Linked DNA regions of Homo sapiens: region 1 is linked to region 2. A link is a loop called in an ENCODE intact Hi-C map of the cell type or tissue named here. Cell type or tissue: heart right ventricle. All regions are shown on one strand. Each heading gives the region's core, and the rest is flanking DNA. Links, peaks and the distances in the headings are about the cores only.

Region 1 (11,993 bases), core at 1,415-9,414, 51 kb before region 2:
CCCAAATTGCTGGGATAACAGGTCTGAGCCTCTTTTTTCTTGTATAAATTCCTGAAGCTGAAGTGGGATTCCTGAGTTGTATGATAAGTGTATATTTAACTTCATAAGAAACTGCCAAATTGCTTTTTTCAAAGTAACTGTACTGTTTTGCATTTCTAGTAACAGTGTATATGAGTTGTAGTTGCTCTACTTCTTGTTAGTACTTAATAAAGTAAATTTTTGTTATTTAAACAATTTTTGACCATTCAAATAAGTGTTTAGTGGATTCTCATTGTGGTTTTAATTTATATTTTCCTAATTATTAATAATGTTGAGGATCTTTTCAAGGGATTATTATTTACAGTACTTTTTTTGGTTTGTTTTTGAGATGGAGTCTCCTCTGTTGCCCAGGCTGGAGTGCAGTGGTGCGATCTCAGCTCACTTGCAACCTCTGCCTTCTAGGTTCAAGCGATTCTCCTGTCTCAGCCTCTCCAGTAGCTGGGACTACAGGCATGTGCCACCACCCCCAGCTAATTTTGTATTTTAATAGAGATGGGGTTTTACCACGTTGGTCAGGCCAGCCTCAAATTCCTGACCTCAGGTGATCTGCCCGCCTCAGCCTCCCAAAGTGCTGGGATTACAGGTGTGAGGCACCACACCCGCCCTCTTTTTTTTTTTTGAGATGGTGTCACTCTGTTGCGTAGACTGGAGTGCAGTGAGTAGCAGGATCATAGCTCACTGCAGCCTTGAACTCCTAGACTTAAGTGATCCTCCCACCTCAGTCTTCCAAAGTGTTGGGATTACAGGTGTGAGCCACCATATCCAGCTCGCGATAATTATTTAGTTGTGACAGTTTTTTTTTTTTCTTTTTTTGAGATGGAGTCTTGCTCTGTCACCAGGCTGGAGTGCAGTGGCGCGATCGCAGCTCACTGCAACCTCCTCCTCCCTAGTAGCTGGGATTACAGGCACGCACCATCATGCCTGCCTAATTTTTTTGTATTTTAGTAAAGACGGGGTTTCACTATGTTGGCCAAGATGGTCCTGATCTCCTGACCTCGTGATCTGCCCACCTCGGCCTCCCAAAGTGATGGGATTACAGGCGTGAGCCTCCACGCCCAGCCCCAGCCTGTTGCGACAGTTTTAAAGGATATTCTGGTTACTGTCCTTGATCAAATACATGTTTTGTAGATACTTTCTTCCAGTCTGTAGCTTGTCTTTGCATTGTTGTAACAGTATCTCTTGGAGATATTTTAATTTTTTTTTTTTTCTAGATGGAGTCTCTCTTTGTCACTCAGGCTGGAGTGCAGTGGTACTATCTTGGCTCACTGCAACCTCCACCTCCTGGGTTCCAGCGATTCTCTTGTCTCAGCTTCCCCAGTAGCAGGGACTACGGGCATGTGCCACCACGCCCGGCTAATTTTTGTATTTTTAGTAGAGACGGGGGTTTCACCATGTTGGCCAGGCTGATCTCGAACTCCTGACCTCAGGTGATCCACCCGCCTTGGCCTCCCAAAGTGCTGGGATTACAGGCCTGAACCACCGCTCAGATTTATCAGAATTTATTAATTTTGATAAATCCAACTGATTAATTTTTTTGTATGTGCTTTTTGTGTCCTATCCTAAGAAATTGTTGCCTAACCCAAGGTCACAAAGGTTATTTTCTTTGTTTTCTTCTGGAACTTGTGTTGTTTTAAGTTATATTTAGGTCTGTGATTCATTTTGACTTAGCTTTTGTATATTGTACAATGTATGGATTGAGGTTCTTTAGTTTTTTTCTTTTGGCAGTTGAATGTTCAGTTATTCTGGTACAAGTTGAGCATCCCAAATTAAAAAATCTGAAATCTAAAATGCTTTGAAATCTGAAACTTTTCGAATGCCAACTTGATGCTCAAAGGAAATACTCGTTGGAGCATTTTGGATTTTGAATTTTCTGATTTGAGATGCTCCACTGGTATATTGCAAATATTTAAAAATTTGAAACACTTCTGGCCCCAAGCATTTTGGGTAAGAGGATACACCGGACAAGGGATACGTAGTCTCTTATGCAGATCTTTCATCATATTAGAGGAAAAGAGCAGCCCCAGTAGTTTTAAACAAGAGACACTTGGTATCTCTTTTACAGAGTACTCTTATCCAGCGTAGTAAAGTCTTTCTGCCTGGTTTTTAGTTAATATTTTGTCATGTAATTGGTTAAAAATTTAAGGCTTTATTCTTATTAAGACAAGAAAAATCTAGGTCACTGGAATTTCTTAGTGAAATTAAAATGGCACCTGGGTCTTTTTTCCTCACCCTCCAGTGGGTTACTCTTTAACCTTCAGTTTGGCAGGAGTTATGGTTATTTTTAGAGTAGGAACAGTGGAGCTAATCTAATTAAACTCCTCCAACTACCTGGGACAGTGAGCTCATCAGCTTTTCCAACCTCAGCAAGATTAGCTTTGGACTAGATTTTACATGAAAGTTGATCAAAGTAAAAATAGTGGATTTGTTGGAAATACAGTGAAAAGTGAAGAAGATAGTTTGGATTTGAATCAAATATGTTCTCTGCAGACCTCAGTTTATAAAGTTAAGACTGTATTCTTTGGTAATGGAAAAGATTTTTTATTTTTTATTTTTTTGGAGACTGTGTCTTGCTCTGTCGTCCTGCCTGGAGAGAAGTGGTATAATCACAGGTCACTGCAGCCTCAACTTCTATGGCTCATGTGATCCTTCCATCTCAGCCCTACCCCAAGTAGCTGGGACTACAGGCATATGCCTGACTGATTTTTTTCTTTTCTGTAGTGACGGGGGTCTTCTTATGTTGCCCAGGCTGGTCTCCAACTCCTGCCTCGGCCTCCCAATGTGCTGGGATTATAGGCGTGAGCTGCCGTGCCTGGCTGGAAAAGATTTTTCAGTGGCTCCTATACTTGACACCTAGGGCACAGCATCTCTGCCTCCTTGACTGATTTATAGAGACAAGGGTCTCACAGTTCTGCCCAGGCTGGTCTTGAATTCCTGAGCTCAAGCAGTCCTTTCTCAGCCTTCTGAGTAGCTGTGATTACAGGTGCATGCCACACCTGTGAGCATCAGGTTCCTGCTCAAAGTTTTCACTCATATAGGTTCATAATCAAAGTTTGGAGACCACTGCTCTAGAGTATCCTTCTGCAGAAATTTTGACATTTAATTCTACTTACTTTTATCATCTGTGCACATGTATTTTCTAGAGCAATTATGAGTCAAAAGTTCAGGCAGTCTGGGCTCCTGTAGGAGTTGATGCTTGGTTTTGAGAGAGGTTCTCTGCAGCTGCTTTTGAATTCTCTGGGAGTGGATAATAGTGGGGTGAAACGTATGGTAAAGAGTTTTGATTATGGAGGTGGGAAAACATCAGATCTGTTCTTCATGTTACACTGGTCTGCTTATTACCTTAGTTTATAAGTTTTTTTTAATTTTTTTTTTTGAGACGGAGTTTGCTCTTGTTGCCCAGGCTGGATGGGGTGCAATGGCACGATCTCGGCTCACCACAACCTCCGCCTCCCAGGTTCAAGCAATTCCCCTGCCTCACCCTCCCTAGTAGCTGGGATTACAGGCATGTGCCACCATGCCCAGCTAATTTTGTATTTTTAGTAGAGACAGGGTTTCTCCATGTTGCTCAGGCTGGTCTCGAACTCCTGACCTCAGGTGATCTGCCCTCCTCGGCCTCCCAAAGTGCTGGGATTAATCTTAACAAAGTAGTACATTTTCCCCACTTGATAGGAATTAATATAATTTTAAACTCTAGATGGAGAAGATAGGCTCCTATTCTAAAGAATATAAACAAGGACTGTTGAGAGGGAAAAACAAGTGCTGTGTGAGGAATGCTATACAAAACTGTCTACCTCAAAAATGAGGAAAACAAAATGCATTGCAAACAGCTTCTCACTATTTTTCTTCATGTTGCTTCACATATCTGTTTTTTGTTGCCATTGTCTTTCATCATCACCCTTCCAGGTGTCCCTTCCTGAAGTTCAGTCAGCTTCAGCCCCAGTCTTGCAGTATTTCTATTCCCACCTTGGCCTATTATGAACAATCTTTGGGCTACTGTCTTTTGACAGAGGATACTTTTAATGAAGCAGCTTAGATTTCTATAGAGGGTAGCGGAGGAAAAGATAAGGATGAGGCTGCTTCTGGAATAATTGTCATGGGAATGAAAGGGCTGTTGAAAGATTAGAGGCCAGTGTGCCTGGGTACAAGGACTGGGGTCATAATTATACTTTGTCTTTTACTAGTGCCTTTTGTCCAAGTCACTGAAAGGGCTTAATAAAATTCTGGTCTGAATAATATTATTCTTTGCTCTTTGGAATTTACTGGAGGTGGCAGTGAGGCTCTGAAAAAAATATGAATGTTTTATAGTGGCATAAAAGGAAGTGAGTTAGATACCCTGATTCCTTGTTAAGGAAAGATGAGTCTGGTGAAAGCTGGTGCTGTTAGGTGAAACAGTGTTTGCCATTATATGAAATGGGATGAGATGGTTTAATGGAAATGTTGCCTTTTTCTTCCCCACCTTTGTCTTTGTGCTTAGAGACTCTGACTGTTAGTCCTAAGGGAAACAAAACAACTTAAGCTTCTTTCCTAGGGATAGGGTGCTCCTGATTTCTAGTTTCAGCTCTATAATCCTTAGTATCTGTGCCTTTAATAAGTTTGAAGTTAGTTGGGCTGGGCGTGGTGGCTCATGCCTGTAATCCCAGCACTTTGGGAGGCCGAGGCGGGCGGATCACTCGGGAGATCGAGACCATCCTGGCTAACACAGTGAAACCCCATCTCTACTAAAAATACAGAAAGGTGGGCATGGTGGCAGGCGCCTGTAGTCCCAGCTACTTGGGAGGCTGAGGCAGGAGAATGGTGTGAACCCGGGAGGCAGAGCTTGCAGTGAGCCTAGATAGCGCCACTGCATTCCAGCCTGGGCGACAGAATGAGACTCTGTCTCAAAAAAAAAAAAAGAAAGAATAATAATAATAGGTTTGAAGTTAGTCATCTGAGTGAACAGAAAGCTCAATCTCTTCCCCCAAGAGGTTGATTTCTGTTGATTTGTGTGTAAAATGATACTCAGAATCTGACCCACCTCTTTATGTTGTGAAAACAAGTGTTGTACAGAGTTTGAGGATACATATGTCACTTATTTACATTGGAAGATTCTTGCCTAGGGGGCAATGCTGAAGTTAGCTTTATGTATTGAGTTGAGACTCTTGGCTTGCAGTACCTGTCATTTGATATGTGCCTCCTGTTCCAGGTTTTATTTTAGTTCCCACTTTCGCATCTGAAAAATCACTGCCAGTTACTCAGTGAGTGAAGTAAAGAGATGGCACTTGACCTCCCCAAAAATATATCATTATATGGATTTTAAACATAGGGAAGAAAACATAAGGAAGAAAAAATTTCACAAGCTGAGAAGACCTGTTAAGCATGCATACACAAATCATTTTTATAAAAATGATAAAACCTGTACATTGTTAAATCTCCTTGTCCCTATTGTCTTCTTTCCCAGGTGGTTTCCTAATTGTTTTGGTTTCTTCCTCTCCCAAACCCAGGCTGGCTACAGCAAACATCATTCAAGATGTCCAGCAAAGGGAGCAGCACAGATGGCAGAACAGACTTAGCTAATGGTAAGGGGCCAAAATGAAGGTGAAGCTATTTTTACTATCAACTGAGGTTGTCCTCCTCCCTGCAAGATAGAGTGGAGGCCTGGATTTTAGTGGAGAGAGGGAAACTTTCCTGTGTTGTTCTGAGTTTAGGAAACTACACAGGAAACACCTTGGACTATATTATGCTTTTGCTTCTTCTGATTTTATCTGATCATTTTCAAAATATCAATAACAGAGCTGTACTTCTAAGAGGTCAAGTGGTTTGGAGTTCTATAAAGCTATAAGGATGGGCAGAACCTAGGAAATGCTGTTAGTAAAGGAGAAAAATAAAATCTAATGGCTAGTAGGAACAAGGGAATTTTAGGGAAGATGAGCTTCCCAGTTATATTGAGAGGTCCCTTTCCACAGTAAGTAGTAGTTTGATAGAGAGATTACATGGCTGGGCATGGTGGCTCATGCCTATAATCTCAGCACTTTGGGAGGCTGAGACAGGCAGATCGCTTGAGCCCAGGAGCTTGAGACCAGCCTGGGCAACATAGCGAGACCCCGTCTTTTTAAAAAAAAAAAAAAAAAAGGTGATTACATAAGGGATGAAGTTACAACCCAACTAGGAGTGGGACATCTTTCCCCTCCTTATTTCCTTTCCTTACTTCCCCTCCCTTCTTTCCATTTATTTCCTTCCTTCCTTCCTTTCCCTCCTCCTTCTTTTCAGGACCAGTGCTGCCAAGTGTCAAATCACTGGCTTTAGGGCAGATTTGAAGGCAGAATATAAAAATTCTAATAGAGTATAACTACCACCTGGGTTATTTAACCAGCTCTTCACCTCTGAGCCAACTTTTAAATTAGAGAAGCCGCCTTTAAATGGATATAGTTGGGCAGCACAGAGTCCAGCATTCCTTAGCACCTTGAAGGTCAGGATAACAGGCTAAATTCTAGTTGATGTGATTGGAGGAAGGATAAGTGAGATTTTCAACATGCTTTTTTATTGCTCCATATGTTCTTATCACTGCCATTCATTCATCTTTTGTAAAGGAAAGTGGTTCATATTTTTCACTGGGTTTAGTTGAAAGGCACAGGGTTCTAGAGGAGTTAAAGTATACTATTGATTTGGAGCTTGACCATTAGCTAGGTCAAGGATTGGCAAACTATAAATTGCAGGCCAAATCCAGCCTGCCACTTGTTTTTGTAAAGTTTTATTGGAATACAGTCATGCCTGTTCGTTTATGTAGTGTCTATGAGTTGCTTTTGTTCTACATACTGGAGTTGAGTAGTTGTGGTGGAGCTCCGTATGGTCTGCAAAGCCTAAGGTTTTTACTATCTGGCCCTTTACAGAAAAAATTTGCAAACCCCTACTCTAGATCTTGGTGATTTACTGTTGGGGACTTCTTGATGAGCTTGTGATACCCTCTGGCCCTTATGTTAATGTGGTAAGGCCTCCAAAATTGTCTATATTTGTTACTCATAATTTTAACAATAAACACTAGATGTTTTGGTGTTTTATTTTTTCTTTTCTACAGACCTGTTAGGTTGGTGTTTCAGTCCCTGCTCACCACTCCCAAGCTCAAGCCCAGCTGCATTTCAAAAAACTGTAACTGCTAAACTTTCGTAGCATATATAACAGGCTCAGCAAATGTGGTCCTTGGGTTCAAATTTCTGTACTTCATAACTTTTTCTTCCAGCCCCTAGCCCAGTTGTTTTATACTGTGCTCTTAGTTGAGGCTTTTTTTTTTTTTTTTGAGACAGAGTTTTGCTCTTGTTACCAAGCTGGAGTACGGTGGCACAATCTCGGCTCACTGCAGCCTCCACCTCCCAGGTTCAAGCGATTCTTCTGCCTCAGCCTCCCAAGTAGCTGGGATTACAGGCACATGCCACCACGCCCGGCTAATTTTTTGTATTTCTAGTAGAAATGGGGGTTTCACCATGTTAGCCGGGCTGGTCTTGAACTCCTGACCTTAGGTGATCCACCCGCCTTGGCCTCCCAAAGCGCTGGGATTACAGGTGTTAGCCACCGCGCCCAGCCTGCAAGAACTGTTTATGTCTTCTGGGCTTCTGTTACTGCTTGAATCAAAGCACTTGTATTGTTGATCTTTTTTCAGTATTGGGTTTTGCTTAAGAGTACATTGCTTCAGAGCTCTTCACAAATTACTGCTCTAATCCACATGACTAGGCAATAAGGTGCTCCACCTTTGAATCCTTAAACATCAGTGTGGTATTGGAGTTGAATAGCTCATACTGGATGGTCTGCCTTTCCTGACAGCTTTTACTTCTGGCGGATAAAATTTATAGCCATCTGAGGAAAGGAGGCCCATGAGCAGCATTTAAAATCTTTATTCTCCCCTTTTTTCTTCACACCTTGACTTAGGTTGGAAGTTGTGGTTGTATTGGCTTTAGAACATTCCTCAAGTTCTCATTGGAATTGACTTGACTGTTGTGAGTTAAGAGAATGCAGTATGTAGTTATAGGAGATAAGATCGATAAAAGTGACCTAGTTATTTAACTATCAGCATAGCAGACCTAGAATATACTGAACTTTCGTCTTAGGCACCACTATAGTAGCCCAGCTTTTTATCAATTTTATATATGCTTCCTAATAAAACTGTCTCAATAGAGAGACTAAAAATGTGTGACTAAGAATTATATTAAAAAATTCAAACTAATGGAAGTAAGTCAAAATATATTTACTAGCAAAAGGTGAGCAAGAACCCACTCAAATGATCACAATTCCCACTTACCCCTTCAGCTTGCTTTCTTAGTGAATTTTAGAAACTTAGGTGGGGAAGAAGCTTAGGATTTAGGTGACAGAAGGTGTAGTGGTACTTTCTTTTTTTTGAGATGGAGTCTCGCTTTGTCGCCCAGGCTAGAGTGCAGTGGTGCGACTTTGGCTCACTGCAAGCTCTGCCTCCTGGGTTCATGCCATTCTACTGCCTCATCCTCCTGAGTAGCTGGGACTACAGGCGCCCGGCTAATTTTTTGTATTTTTAGTAGAGACGGGGTTTCACCATGTTAGCCAGGATGGTCTCGATCTCCTAACCTCGTGATCCACGTGCCTCGGCCTCCCAAAGTGCTGGGATTACAGGCGTGAGCCACCGTGCCTGGCCTGATACTTTCTTAAAGTAGGAAATGGTGCAACACCACATCCATAAGTCAAGAGTGATTTTTATCAGCTGGTTTCCGTCTTTCGCTAAGAAGATGGCTATGCTAGCTCTTGCTGGAGTTGGCTCTTCTTTTTATATTCTGTTTAATTATTTGCTATAACTTAATAAATGCCCATCCAATACAACAGAGCCAATGGTAGATGTATCAGGCACACTTTTATACAATATGCCAATGTTTTGCCTCTTGAGAACTTAATATAATCTTAGATTGTCCTGAGATTCTTTGCTTTTGTTGAAGTATTTTATGTGTGTGGATTTGATCTTAATCTTTTCAATTTCTTGTCCTTTACAAGATTTCCCCTCAGAGGGTACTCTCTGTAATTATTTGTAATGAAAACACTTGGACCAAAGTTCATTTTTTGGTCTTTTGATGTGAAGATTTCTTAGACTAAGGTGGTCACTATCCTGTTTTCTTATTTTTCCCTCTCCTCTACTCCTTCCTCACTAACATGCAGGAAGCCTGTCTAGCAGTCCAGAGGAGATGTCTGGAGCTGAAGAGGGGAGGGAGACATCCTCAGGCATTGAAGTGGAGGCCTCAGACCTGAGTTTGAGCTTGACTGGGGATGATGGTGGCCCCAACCGCACCAGCACAGAAAGTCGAGGCACAGACACAGAGAGCTCAGGTGAAGATAAGGACTCTGACAGCATGGAGGACACTGGTCATTACTCCATTAATGATGAAAATCGAGTCCATGACCGCTCAGAGGAAGAGGAAGAGGAGGAAGAAGAGGAGGAAGAAGAGCAGCCTCGGCGCCGTGTACAGCGCAAGCGGGCTAACCGTGACCAGGACTCATCAGATGATGAGCGGGCCCTAGAGGACTGGGTGTCCTCAGAAACATCAGCTCTACCCCGACCTCGCTGGCAAGCCCTCCCTGCCCTTCGGGAGCGGGAGCTGGGTTCAAGTGCCCGCTTTGTCTATGAGGCCTGTGGGGCAAGAGTCTTTGTGCAGCGTTTCCGCCTGCAGCATGGGCTTGAGGGCCATACTGGTTGTGTCAATACCCTGCACTTTAACCAGCGCGGCACCTGGCTGGCCAGTGGCAGCGATGACCTGAAGGTGGTGGTGTGGGATTGGGTACGGCGGCAGCCAGTACTGGACTTTGAGAGTGGCCACAAAAGTAATGTGTTCCAGGTGAGGCAAGGGAGCATAATAGCAACTGAGAGAATCAGGCATGAGTTAGAGAAATCTGAACTGCAGCATGGATTGGGAGCTGATAGTGAGTTATTGTAGGAATTACATATCGGGACATGGCCCTACTTTGGCTCCCCTAATGACCTAAATACACTGAAAGACTCTTGGCAACCCTAGATTCCTTGAGCATGTGGACTGTTGGAAGCCTCATAGGTAGGGTGCATGCAGCTTATTAAATGTGTGCTGGTAGGAGGCAGTGTAGTATAAGCACAGGCTCTTGAACCAAACTGCCTGAGTTCAAATCCTAGCCCTTCTGCTTACTAGCTCAGTGATCTTGGCCAAGTTATTTTACCTTTGTCTTCAGTTTATCTGTAAAATGGGACTAATAACACATAGGGTTATGAGGATTAAGTAACAATAGAAGCTAAGCAGTTAGAACTGTGACTGGTACTTAATAAACATTTGATAAATGTTAGCTTATACTGTTGTTATTCTGGAAAGATTTTACTCCTTGGCCCCATCTACTGTACTGGTACCAGCCATTTATCCTAAGGGTGTTCTCTTTTCTTCCCTGACATTCCCCCTATTTTCCTTTTTCTTTGTAGCAAATTTATATTTACTTTCTTAATCAAAGTAGATTTTTCCTCCTCTATTCCTTTTCTCCTCTGCTAGATACAGTCCTAGTTCATCTGAGCTCTTATCATGTGCCAGTTCAATCTTCCAGAGCCAACTGAAATGCTCTCTTACATCAAAGGAAGTTTTTTCTCTCCCTTTCCTTTAACTCCTGGAAGAAATTGGGCTTAGCCAGCTGTACAAGAGTAGGAAAGCTAAGTTTCCAGCTGTCATGTAAGAAAAGGGGGTAAGTTGAGGTCATCATCGTATTTTTTATTCTCAAGTTTACCTCTCTCATTTCTTTTGTGTGTCCTTTTTTTCATTTTTAACACCCCAGGCCAAGTTTCTTCCTAACAGTGGTGATTCTACTCTGGCCATGTGTGCCCGTGACGGGCAGGTTCGAGTAGCAGAACTGTCTGCCACACAGTGTTGCAAGAATACAAAACGTGTGGCCCAGCACAAGGGAGCGTCCCACAAGGTAAGTAAGACCTTGCTCCAAAATTTGTGCAATCCAAATCCTCTGTGGTTCTCAGCCAAGGTTCTCCCTTATCTCTGCCCATTGTGTCACATTTGTTGTGGTCATGTGCCTCACCTCTTTCAGTCCTAAGATTTGTGGTTAAGAAAGGAGCAAAAGCAGCCACCCTAAACTCCTAGGAAGGCAAGTATCTGAAAAGTCCCTAGATCATGCATTCATAGTATTTGGCCCCTAAGCTAAGCCCTAGTTGGTTTGGAGATCTTTGAGGTCTCCTGTGCCCTCTAAACCTTTTACATTTATTGTGATTTTTTAGGGTATTTTGACAGTTTCAAGGTGCTAGTGGTTTATTCCTCTTGTGTGAGAGCTTCAGCTTACCTGCTCAAACTCTCAGTTCACAAATAGCACTGTTTCTGGAAGCCCTATTTAAAGCTGGGAATATAGGCCAAATAATCCATGGTGGCAGCTAACAAGGAGTTAAGAGCTGCCAGTTTTAAGGTAGGCATGGTGTTGGTCTTTTGTGCCATGAAAAGAGGTTGGTACTCTCTTAGAAACCCTAAGCAAAAATATAGGTGGACCTGGAGTATCCTTTTCTAGCCAAGGCGGCCCAGGATATGTGAAAATTACCTATTTCTTTGATTCTTAAGTCTACTCCTAACCCACTAGTTAACTGATTTTCAGTTGTAAGGAACTAAGATGTAAGGAATGAAGTTGGACACCATTTCTCTCTGCACTTAAGGGTATGGAATTGATTTTATTCGAGAATGAACTGTTGCTGGGTGTGGTGGCTTATGCCTGTAATCCCAATACTTTGGGAGGCTGAGGTGGGAGGACTGCTTGAGGCCAGCAGTTAAAGACCAGCCTGGGCAATATAGCAAGACCCCATCTGTGGAAAACAAACAAAAAAAAAGCGAAAAAATTAGCCAGGTATAGTGCCTTGTGCCTCTAGTCCCAGCTACTTGGGCAGCTGAGGTGGGAGGATCACTTAAGCCCACAAGGTTGAGGCTTTAGTGAGCCATGATCATGCCACTGCACTTCAGCCTGGGTGGTAA
Region 2 (11,993 bases), core at 1,972-9,971:
AAAGCCTCCTAGTGAGGCCCATGCTCCAATAAACACACCCACCTCCCCCTGCCTTCCCTCCAGTCCAACCCGGTATTCCTCCCTCACCAGGATCAGCTTCCTCTGCGAAGGCCACAATGTGGATTCCATCCATATCATCCTCCTGTCAGGGGGTAAGAAGGAGAACAGGGTTTTGGAGAAGACCTTACTATACTCCCTGAAGTTGAGGAGCCCAGAACAGATCCTAGATGTTCATTGAACCTCAATTTTGTGGAAATCCAGCTTCAGGACCAGATATATTCTTTCGTTTTTTGGGGTTTGTTTTTTTTTGTTTTTGAGACAGAGTTTCACTCTGTCCCCCAGGGTAGAGTGCAATGGCGCGATCTCGGCTCACTGCAACCTCCGCCTCCCGGGTTCAAGCGATTCTCCTGCCTCAGCCTCCTGAGTAGCTGGGATTACAGCCATGCGCCACCACACCTGGCTAATTTTGTATTTTTAGTACAACATTGTTTCACCTTGTTGATCGGGCTGGTCTCAAACTCCTGACCTCAGATGATCTGCCTGCCTCAGCCTCCCAAAGTGCTGGGATTACAGGCGTGAGCCACTGCGCCTGGCCATATATATTCTTGTGATGGTGACCTTTTTCCAAGTGACACTCCTTTCAGCTCCAAGGCCCCACACTTCCTCTGATAATCCCTTTATCCCCAGGCTTGAGGCTCTTCCCTTGTCATCTTCAATTATGTCTGTCTCCCATTTCCTCACACATTCTTCAGTGTAGAAATCTTTCAGTTGCTGCTAGTGCACTGTTTTTTCTTTTTTCTTTTTTTTTGAGACGGAGTCTCACTCTGTCCCCCAGGCTGGTGTGCAGTGGCGGATCACTGCAAGCTCCGCCTCCTGGGTTCAAGCCATTCTCCTGCCTCAGCCTCCCAAGTAGCTGGGACTACAGGCGCCCGCCACCACACCCTGCTATTTTTTTTGTATTTTCAGTAGAGATGGGGTTTCACTGTGTTAGCCAGGATGGTCTCGATCTCCTGACCTCGTGATCCACCCACCTTGGCCTCCCAAAGTGCTGGGATTACAGGCATGAGCCACCACACCCAGCTGGTCAGTGCACTGTTTTTTCTAAAAATGGGCCTGAGGAGCAGTAGGGTGGGGTTTTTCTAGGACTTGAGTCTTCTGGCACCCATGCTTCCCTGAGGGCTTGACCCTGGCCAGGGGCACTCACCCAGGTCTCATACATACTCTCCGGCTTCAGTTTCCTCAGGGTTGATCTAGAAGAGACAGACAGAGTGTCATTACTCAGTGGGTTAGAAGGATGCCCCCTCCAGAGGGTCCTGTAGCAAAGGCTGCCTCTAGGTCAGGCCCAGGGCACAGACAGCTTGTAGCCTACAACAAAGCCATCTGGCAAGGCCTCAACTCTGGGCACCAGGCCCGGCTCATTGCATGGTTAAAGCGGTGGGAGAGGGGAGGGTGGGCAAAGGGACTGGAAGAGAGACTGGGGGAGAAAGGCAAGAACTGGACATCAGGATATTCATTAATTTATTCATTCATTCACTCACTCACTATGATTGAGTGCCCGATATGTTCTAAGCACTATGCTAGGTGCTGGGTACATACAGTTGAACCAGGCAAGCATGTTCCTGCCTTGATGAAGGGAGCCAGTAGTATGGGAGAGTAAGTACTGTATATACTGCAAGGGAGCTTGCAGTGATCCACCACTGCACGCTAGCCTGGGGGACAGAGTGATTGGATATTTCCAGCTGTGGACTACTATGAAGGAAGGGAATTATGTGTGAGTGCCCGGCAGGATTATTCAACCTCAGCACTATTGCCATTTGGAGCCAGATAATTCTTTGTAGTAGGGGGCTGTCCTGCGCACTGTAGAATGTTTAGCAGTATCCCTGGGCTCTAGCCACTAAATACTAGTAGCACTCTGCACAACCAAAAATGTGTCTAGACATTGCCAAACATCCTTTGGAGGGCAAAAACCTATGCCCACCTCGCCACGCCTTCCCACCTTGTAGAGAACCATTGGTGTACGATATTGTATTAGAAAGAACATGGGGCCAGGCGCAGTGGCTCATGCCTGTAATCCCAGCACTTTGGGAGACCGAGGCAGGCGCATCACTTGAGGTCAGGAGTTTGAGACCAGCCAGGCCAACGTGGTGAAACCCCATCTCTACTAAAAATACAAAAATTAGCCAGGTGTGGTGGCGTGCCTGTAATTCCAGCTACCTGGGAGGCTGAGGAAGGAGAATCGCTTGAACCTGGGAGGCGGAGGCTGCAGTGAGCCAAGATGGCGCCACTGTGCTCCAGCCTAGGGGATAGAGTAAGACTCGGTCTCGGAAGAAAAAAAAAAAAAGAAGAAGAAGAAAAAAAGAACAAACATGGGACACATCAGGGTTAAAATCAGGGTTAAAAGCTCTGACACTTATTACCTGTAGAAACTTTCACTGAGGTTAAAAGGACTTAATATAATCATAGAGATGGAAAGTACCTTGCAGTTCCTGCCCCACCACAGGCAGTCAACACTCATTTGTTGACAGAGATTATTTAAGTCTCAATCAACCTCACACTGAATTATACACACTTATGAAGGACCCTCTCGGTGTAGGGCTCAGGGCTAAGTAGTGGGGTATAAAATATTGTGCAAAATTGTCAGTGTATCAGAGAGCACTGGTGCCCAAAGTGTATTCATCTCCAGGCAAGATTGGCTTCCCGGTTGGCTAAGCTTTCCCCAGCCCATCTCACACAGTGTGTTCTAGCCCAAGGAGGAGCCGACCCCGCTGAGAGGGTTGCCCTTGGTCCCCACCTCCTGTGCTCCTCCACGAAGTTGACAATCTCCTCTTCGCTATTGGGCTTGTCTGGGATGGTCACAGGCTCTTCCATGAAGGCCTCGTAGAAATCAATCTCATTCAGCTTCAGGGTCAGCTTCTTTGCCACCTTTGGGAGAGGGGGTAGGAGGGGAGTGGAGCAGGAGACACAGGGTCATGTCGAGAAGCAGTATAATGGGGGAACAAATATTAGGAAGGGAGTCAGAAAGCCGGGATCCTTGTCACTGCCACTGTGACACCTGACAAGTGTCTTAACTTGCCTGGGGTTGGGTTTAACATGAGAGGGGTGTTAGATCATCTAAAGCCCCTCTTCAGCTCTAAATCTATGGAGTGGGAGGAGCCGGGGGGGGGGGCAGGTAGGGAGTGCCAGCACGTAGGAAGGGACCAGGTCAGCCATCGATTCTGGGAGAGGAAACTGGAGGACAGCTTCAGGACATGAGGCAGAACCAATACAGCTGCGGGGAGGAGAACCTTGCTGTCGAAGGTGGCGAAGAAGGGGATGTAGGGATGAAACTCCTCAGCTGCATCCTCGAAGGCTTTGTAATCTGGGGGGTGGAATGCAGAGTCAGTCTCTGGGGAAACCAGGGTCTGCCCGGGAATCATCCCCCACTATCGTCCCCAATTCTTTGCAGGCAGGGTTCATTTTGAGACCCACCCCTTCTAGTTCTTCGAGAGTGAGGGGAAGGTGGAATACTGGAGGTGCTTGTCTGGGAACCCCCAGAGTACAGGGAGGTCAGAGCTGTTGATGGTGCTGACCACGGCTGGAGGAAGAGGTGGGAAGTGCAGAGGTAGAGGCTGAGACACTGGGTGATGTGGGGAGGTGGGAGGACAGGTGAGATGGGGATCCAGAGAGGGGCACAGTGGAGTCTGAGGGTTACCCACGCTCTGAGTCTTTGCTCTTGAAGTAGCCAATGAGTTTGATCTCATCCTCAATATTCTCAAACGCCTGCAGCTCTCGTTCACCTTCAATCAATTCCACAGGGTCCTCTAGGACCTGAAAGAGGAGGACATTGCAGGAAGAGAGTTTCTATCCTCAAGTAGAACCAGAAAGGGACCTAGGGAAAAGAAGGCTGGGGAACTGGAGGAGGGGGCTAGATGTTGACAGTGTGTGGGTGTGTGTGTGGGGGATTGCATGTGCGTGTGTGTGTATAGTGTGTGATGTGTGCAGTGTGTGGTGTGCATGTGTGGTGTGTGTGTGCATGTGATATATATGTATGGTGGGTGTGTGGTATGTATATGATGTGTGTGTGATGTGTGTGGATGGTATGAGTGTGGTGTGCATGTGGTGCATATGTGTAGTGTTCGGTATGTAGGTGATGTGTGGCCTACTGTGTACATGTGTGGCATGTGTGTGATGTGTGTGAATGTGTGGTGTGTGTACGTGTGGAGTGTGCATGTGGTGTGTGCATGTGTGTAGTGTGTGCATGTGTGGTGTGCAGGTATGTATGTGCATGTGGTGTGTGTGTGCGCATGTACGGTGTGTGTGCATGTGATATATCTGGTGGGTGTGTGGCATGTATATGTTGTGTGTGGTGTGTATGGATGGGTGTGTGTGGTGTGTGTTGTGTGTGTGGTGTGCATGTGGTGCATATGCATAGTGTGTGGTATCTAGGTGATGTGTGGCCTATTGTGTGCATGTGTGGCATATGTGTGATGTGTGTGCATGTGTGTAGTGTGTGTGTACATGTGTGGCGTGTGTGGTGTGTGCATTTGCGTGGCATGGATGTGGTGTGTGTGCATGTGTGGTGTGTGTTTGTTGTGTATGTGCATGTGGTGTGTGATGTGTGTGGAGTGTGTGGTGTGCATGTGGTGTGTGTGTGCATGTGATATGTGTGTGATGGGTGTGTGGTATGTATATGATGTGTGTGTGGTGTGTGTAGTGTGTGTGGTGTGCATGTGGTGCCTATGTGTAGTGTGTGGTGTGTAGGTGATTTGTGAACTATTGTGTGCATGTGCATGCATATGTGTGGTGTGTATGCAGGTGGTGTGTGTGTGTATGTATGGTGTGTGTGCGTGTGGTGTATGTATGGTGTGTGTGCGTGTGGTGTATGTGTGTGTGTGTGGTGTGTGTGTGCAGTGTCAGGTTGGGGTTGGTAGGGACTAGGGGGCAGGCAGTGGAGTTTTCAAGCAAGGCCGTCAGGTCCAGGGGAGTCCTTACATCAAGCAGAAACTCCACGATGGTGTCAGCAGAAAACTCGCCATCGTACTCAATGACTTCATCTCCCTTGAATACATACATGCTGTCCACTTCAGTTAGGCCTAGGGAGTGAGCCGGGCGCAGGGGTGGGGTAGTGAGCCATGATCCCAGGCTTCCCACAGATTCAAGGTCCAAATCCTCGGCCACAGCCCGTTTGATAATCACCGGGGCCCCACATGCTCCACCTCATGGGCCCGTTGCCCCACCCACCTCCTCTGACCCAGAGGCCGACAGGCCTGAGGTCTCTGCCCCTGGATTAAGCCTAGGGGGCTAGCGTGGCCCCAGAGCTTTCTAGGGAGTAGCTGGGGGATCAGGTAGGGTGAGGGGAGGGAATAGAGAGGTGTAGATTCTAGCAGTATTTCTCCCCTTCTCTGACCGCAACGACTAGAGATGAGTATTCATGCCACCCCCTCTGAGCACTCTAGTAGCTGGTTCCCAGTCAAGCTCTTTAATTGCTATTACTGACCAGATGACTTCATTATTACTGACCACCCCTCCCCCATGCATGTCCAGAATCCCGTCTCAAGCCTGTGCTGCCCCCTAGTGGCTGACTGCTCTAACAACCATGGCTCTGGATGGGAGGGGTTGGAAGCGGAGTTTGCAGAGGTCTGGCCAGCCCCGCCTGTATTCCCCGACTCCCCTTCCCTCCAGCACCTAGCCATGTTTTAAGGTAAGTATAAAGAAGGCCTCCCCCACCTCTTTCTGGGATTTGAGCATGGAACTTCATAAGGAATAGAGAGGCAGAGTCTCCGAGCCATAACCCTCCCAACCTCATATTTTCTCACCCCCTCTTTTAGAATAGACATAAATCTGAGAGATTCCCAAGCCCCTCGGATCCCAAGGACTGCCTGACAGGTCCTCCGCCCTAAGCCTCCCCTTGTCTCAATGCCACCTTCCCCTCCCCTGCCCTCCCCTCTCTTACCTAGTTTCTTGGCCACAGCTGCATCCTTCTCAGAGTCTACCAGCCCGAAGCCAACACCCTTGTCTTCTAGGACTTGGGCTGCTAACTGGAGGGAAGGATTATGATTAAAATTAGCCCCTGGAATTTTTATTATCCCCTATTCTCCCTCTCATGCTTTCAAGTTGGGTCAGTTGAGGTGCGGGAGATATAAGAGTTGACCTTGACCCTTTGCTAAGATCCAGAATATCCCCCAAATTCCCTACAGCCACACAGTTCTGTTTTTGGCTCAACTTAGTTCATGAATATTGATTGCTCATTTGCAATGTGCTTATTATGTTGGACTTGAAGACACTGCACTCAATACTTCCCAGTGCCTAAGAGGTACTGAGGAGTCTGGCTTCAGAGTGACTGAGGGCCCCTTCCCTCCTTCAGGGTTGAGTCCTGCATTCCATCCTGCTCAAGTCACACCTGGAGGTCCCTGTCCCTGGTCAAGGGCCAAGCTCAGTGTGGGGTTGATCTTGGAAGTCCCTGAGATTCTTCAGAGTGACTCCCAATGGGAAGAATTTTGGAGGGTGGGAGGGTAGTGGTGGGTCTGGTCATGTTGTTGAGGAGTTGGGGAAGGCCAGAGAGCTGAGATAAGAGGTCACCATTTGTTACCCCCCAGAGGGAGAGAGACTGACAGCGACCGGACAGTTCTCCCCATCAGGGCCCAACTTTCCCCTTTCGCACTCTACTTCAGCCTGTCCTTAGGCTGTGGACAGTCACACCTGGAGGTCCCTGCCCCCATAAGCCTTCCAGCTTAGCGTTCAACCCTGATTTTCTCTGCTGTGGGCACAGCTTGCAGCTCTACCCCCACTCAGCACAGACTCAGGTACTGTGATTCTCAGAGGGGTGGGGAAGGGAGGCGGTTGGCAGGTGGATGGCCAGGGATACTGAGCACTCAGGATAAAAATACTCGGCTCATTAATCAGATGGCAGGTTCTAGCACCCAGCAGGGGTGCACAAAATGAGAGCCTGTGGTTCTGGTGTCTCACCCTGAAATGCTCCAAGCTCTGGACAAGCTGAGGCCAGAGAAGGGGCCACAGGAGCTTGGACAAGAAAACTCACATCCCATTTCCTAAAGGTGTGTGTGTATGAACACATTCCCAAACATAGGTTTTTTTTCTTTTCTTATGATAACTTCTTTCTCCTTTGGGCCTGAAGTCATTTTGGAGGTGAGGAGACTTTTCCCACAAAAAGAAGATTGGGGAAGACATTCTGACACCTCCTGCAACCATAAGAATTTTCCAGTGAGGGCATCCAGCTTATCCAATGGAGACAAATGGGGAATTAGGGAGGGGGAAGGAAGAGAGAGGGGACTGGGAGTCCAATGGGAGGCATGATCTCTAGGAGATATTTAAACATGGCATGCAAGTATCATAACATTTACATTTACACTCAGTTTGGATCTCTTTGGGGTGCAGCCCCTGAAGTATGTGGAGAGGACGTGTTCTGGCTAAGCAGATGGGTGGGGTAGGGGAGTGCAATATACACTGCTGTTCTCCCCTGGCCCTCCAAGTACCTCCCTTTTTCACCCTCAGTGTCCTAGCCAAACCTAAGTCAAATACTACCAGCCTCCTATAGCAGGGAGGGGAGCTCTTCCTGCAGCACCCCTGCTAAAGGTTTCCTGACGCTGATAGTACTTTTGGGTTCCTGAGACTCTGTTTCTCATTTGACTAAAGCCACATGCCACTTGCATCCTGTTGGTCAGGACAGGGTTCCTACCACACTGCCCCTCACCCCCAGATCCCATCCTCAAAGAGCTACATGGGTGTAGGATAGGGGATTCCGGAGAGGGGCTAGACATGCTCTGCAGGCCTGCAGTGCCCCCAACTCACCTCCAGGATCAGCTCCTCCATCTCAAATTGTCTTTGTGAGGCCTTGTCATCCTCGGGGGGTTCATGGTAGAGGAGTGCCAGCACCTCATACTTCTTGAACACATTCTTGTAGTTCTTTGCATTGACATTGATCACACGGTCCACACCATCGTACTCAGGGAAGTCCAGCCCTTCCTGCCCCTGTACCCCTGACTTGGGTGTCCCTAGCACCAGCAGCAACAGCAGTGCCAGCCGCAGACCCGGCACAGCTCTGGGCCCCATCCTGTCTGTAGCACTCATGGAGGTAGTGGGATCTGGGTTGGCTCTCCTGGTCCAGAAGAGGTTAGCTGGGGTAGGGAGGGGCCCCTGGGTCCCAGATTCTGAGTTAGGGGCTCAAGTGGGAGGGGGGATTGGGGAATGGCCCAGAGCAGTGGACAGAGGGCACTGCTGGGTCCTGGAGAAACTGCCGACAGAGCCAAGGGAAAAAGGGTCAGGTGGAGGAATAGGAGCAGGGGGCGGGGAGGGAACCGGAGCTGCCCCCTGAAATTGGCACCCCTCAGTCCCCACCTGGTCCTGTCTAAATATGTCTCCATGGTTGGCAGGAGAGACGGATAACCTTCTGAGGCCAGGACAGCTCCATGCGGGCCGGAATCCTCCCACCTCCTACACTTCTACCCCAGGCTCCCAGGGGCTCCTTCCCTCCCCCTCCTCCAGTGTCCAGGGCACCTCAGCCCCGGTCCCCACACTGGCCTAAGAGCTCATCGCCATATTAAGAAAGGAAAAGGAGAGATGCCGGAGCTAAAAATAAGACCAGATGAGTCGGAGGTAAATGAAGCTGGGGCTGGGGGAGGGGAGGTATAAGGGTAATTAGGGTGGGCCGAGGGTGGGGCAAGGGTAATTAGAAGTTAAATGCAGTGGAGAGGAGGAGCTAACTGGGTCAGAGGCTAAATTGATAATATAGGACAAAAGGGGGACAAATGTGGTATTGGCTCTATGTCCTAAAGCCTGGGAATCTTCTGTAGGTGAAGTCTGATTCTGATTCTTTGATACTATGTAGGAGAGTGGGGCGATAAAAGTGCAAGCCAGGCTGCAGGAAAGAGACCCCCTCCACTTTCTTTTAAAGAACCAGGACCAAGGATGAGGTCATTCTCTGAATAAAAGATGGAGCCGCGTCCAAGACTGGCAACCTGGCTCAGCTCCAGCCAGTTTCCTTTGCTTCACTCAGCACTCCTAACTTGGGAATGCAGGGAAGGACAGGGCTGGCCCAGATCCTGTCCTGTAGAGATGTGGGTTTGGGGTTTCTCTGCCTATAAAGCCCACAATGAGAAGGGGTCTGTCCTTTGGTTGCCACCTGTGTGTGCACTCCCTACCCTGATCCTATGGGACTCGGTTTTCTGGGGCACAGTGGGAAGGGAGGTTTTCCCAGGCTGCATGCTTCCAAGGAGAGTGAATAGCTACTATTTATTCCCATGTCTTTGACAAGACAAAGAGGATCAGGTATTGACACCAGGGCAAAAAAAAATTAACATTAGGCAAGCATGAAGAGGTGAACCCTGTGCCCTGAACCAAGACTGATGATTAATTCTGTGCACCCGAGATCCAAAGCAGAGATGGGCGGGTAGGGGCTTAAACTTCTGGATCCAGCTTGGGGGGTGAGGACAGAGTAGTGAGTTTAACTCTGGATACGTAGGAAGGAAGGATCCTCTTCATGGCCCTCCAGGGTTCTTACTATGCACAGGTAAACTGAGGCATGAGGGAGACCATAGAGGGTCAGATCAAAGTCACATGCTGCCACTGCACCCTGAGGTATCTCTGATTCTAGAGGGACAGTGGTGTTTTTTTTGTTTTGTTTTGCATCCAGGGAGGGTCATGTAATTATGTTAGCAGAATAACTTTTCCACATGTCTGTGTGGTGGACCTTACACAGCTGAACACGGAAGGCCACAGAAAATCTCAAAAGCATGGCAGGAGTGAGGCCAAGAGGGACAGCTGTCACTGTAGCAGGAGAGGTTGGAGCTAGCCTAAGCACAGCACGTTGGAGCTGAAGAGACCTCAGAAGCCCATATCCTGGTCTCCCTGAAGAGTGGCTAACGTGGGAAAGCCCCAAGGCCAGAGCAAAGGCAGCCAGGTGAGATGGGGAGGCCTGCCCAGAAGCAGATGATCTAGGTGATGTCCAGCCCTGATTTCTCACTTCTGCATTCCAGGGGAGGCGGGAGACACTGGGACAGAGACGCTGGAGCATAAAACTTGTTCCATCTTGAATCTGACCTTTTGTACCCCCAAGAGTATGAGATGGGACTCTGGTGGCGAGTCTGTTCCATCTCCTGGTCCTTTCCTACAGCTACCGGACATTGCCATCCATCCCGTTCCCTCTCGTTGCCCTCTCTGGCTCCAGTCCCACCCTTCCCCTTTCCAGCGCCCGCCCCCACTGCTCTCTCTTGATGCTTCACTCTGTCTACTTTCTACTCAGTCTCCTTCCCTTCAGGCCCTTGGACTTGAGAAGCCTCAGCCACTGGTATCAAATGACCGTGAGTTGGGGCCTCTGTATTTTTAACCCACCAGACACCTGAAGCTCCTGCTACTGAAACCTGAGGAGCTGGCCCCTCTGTGCTCCTGCTTCCCACCTCACTCACATATACCCTGGCCCACTGATCTTCCAGGGTCTGGTTCAGCGATGTCAGCAATTGGGGAAGGACCCCAGGCTGATATAGCACTGTTCCTAGGAGACCTTGTGATGGAAGAGGGAGGAGAAGAGGGAGAGAGACCTCTGAGGAGGGGCCTGATGTAGGGAAAATGGCGGGCGATACTCACGATGGCCTTCTCTTTGCTAGCTCATGGCCTCTCATCCTCCAGACCCACCCCGGGTCCTTCCCCATCACTAGCCTATTTTTTTTGTTTGCTTTGTTTTGTTTTTGTGTATTTTTGGCCCAGCCCTCACTGAAAGACTAGTCTGAAAGTGATTAAGGGCCCACGTTCTGAAAATGGACAGACCTTGGTTTCTTCTTGGGTAACATGGAGTGGGTGGTAGGGAAACATTTATGTGACTTTCTTGATGGTGTGTATATAAAACCCTCGTCCCAGTGTTAGGTGTAGTGTGCAGACACCTAGTACATATGTGTTTTGTTGTGGAAATAGCTGATGGTGTTCCCCTAGCTTTCGTTAGCATTTCTCTTCCACCCTGTACACATTTGGGAACAGCCAATGCTCTACTCTGAAAGAGGCCTGAGAATGAACTGACCCACATGGCACAGTGGAGGGGCTCACAGAGCAAAAGTGAATGAGCGGGTGAAGGGGAAGGAAGAAATGCTGAGACGAAGGTGGGCAGGAGAGAAAGGCCCTCCACGAGTTTTCACTCATCTGAGAATGCACCTGGGCCCAGGCACAGAGGCCAGGCTCTTGGGAAAGTCCATCACCCCGTGCAGAGCAGGGGCGGCTGCTTCACAGTAAAGGCCACAGGGATTCAGAAAGTCTTGTTACAGCCTCTATCTCAAGGCTACACCAGAGAAAACAGGCCGAGGGCCAGAATGGGGTTGAGGAGCCCTGATGACCGAGGGTAGAGGGCAGGGACCACCAGTATGCCTGGAGACTGTCCTTCCTACCTGTCCCTTTCTCAGATGAGGGACAACACTCAGCACATGGCCATTCCCAAGTCATTTAACCTCTCTGGACTTCAGGCTTTTCACTGATGCAATCTGATCTCTTCTAGCACCACAGCGCTGTGGTCTGCAAGCTGGTCTCAGGAACTGCAAGGTGGGGTCAGATGACTCCACCCCACCTACCCCCTGTGCGGATGCTGTGGACCCTCTTCCCACGTGTGACTTAGCTGCTCCTCTCTCCCCCACCTTCCATTTCTCTGATCTCAGCTGGAATTTTGAGGCAGTCATTTGCCCTGTCCTTGCTGTCCAGTGGCTCGGAGAGTGACTTTAAAGGGCAAGGATGCTTGATACTGATCCTATCCCAGCCTTGACTCTGGTCCTTAAAACACTTCCCCAGCCTGGTCATCATGAAGACCTGTGGAGGGAGCTTCACAGTAATCCCCACTCCCCCAAGATCAGATTTGACACATCCAGCTGGTGAGGGCTTTTCCAGACATTTACTGTCTAGACTGGCTACGGGATTCAGCAGGACCATGCCCCTCCCTGCGGGGCTCCAGCTAGATGCAGGCTGGGCTTCCCTTCAGCCCACCTCATCCTCTGCCCATGATTCCCTCAAGCCAGCCCAGGATT

Evidence for each region. A loop is a pair of places that touch in the nucleus more often than their neighbours do. Peaks named below come from ENCODE experiments on the same cell type or tissue, not always from the same donor. Only the 100,000 strongest peaks of a DNase experiment are listed, where the experiment ranks them.
Region 1: a loop joins it to region 2, with 2.5 times the contacts of the local background. A loop is called at or near these places in 94 of 110 quality-filtered maps.

Annotation. Positions count from the first base shown.
Region 1 is chr1:160,237,561-160,249,553 of GRCh38, reverse strand. It overlaps DCAF8 (DDB1 and CUL4 associated factor 8), which reads left to right. Exons shown (of 14, transcript NM_015726.4): 3 at 5,520-5,594; 4 at 9,184-9,857; 5 at 10,807-10,947. The coding sequence starts at 5,546. Among named protein-coding and RNA genes, the nearest start is that of DCAF8-DT, 18 kb to the left of the region's middle. In heart right ventricle, for the core only: no CTCF peak of the experiment used is centred there; no DNase peak of the experiment used is centred there; H3K27ac peaks cover 4,629 bases.
Region 2 is chr1:160,186,826-160,198,818 of GRCh38, reverse strand. It overlaps CASQ1 (calsequestrin 1), which reads right to left and starts at 8,244. Exons shown (of 11, transcript NM_001231.5): 1 at 7,789-8,244; 2 at 5,933-6,017; 3 at 4,972-5,072; 4 at 3,696-3,807; 5 at 3,285-3,358; 6 at 2,792-2,922; 7 at 1,205-1,250; 8 at 88-142. The coding sequence starts at 8,067. It overlaps ATP1A4 (ATPase Na+/K+ transporting subunit alpha 4), which reads right to left. Exons shown (of 22, transcript NM_144699.4): 22 at 11,839-11,993. In heart right ventricle, for the core only: a CTCF peak has its summit at 5,550 (motif pointing left); DNase peaks (open chromatin) are centred at 5,548 and 8,958; H3K27ac peaks cover 3,149 bases.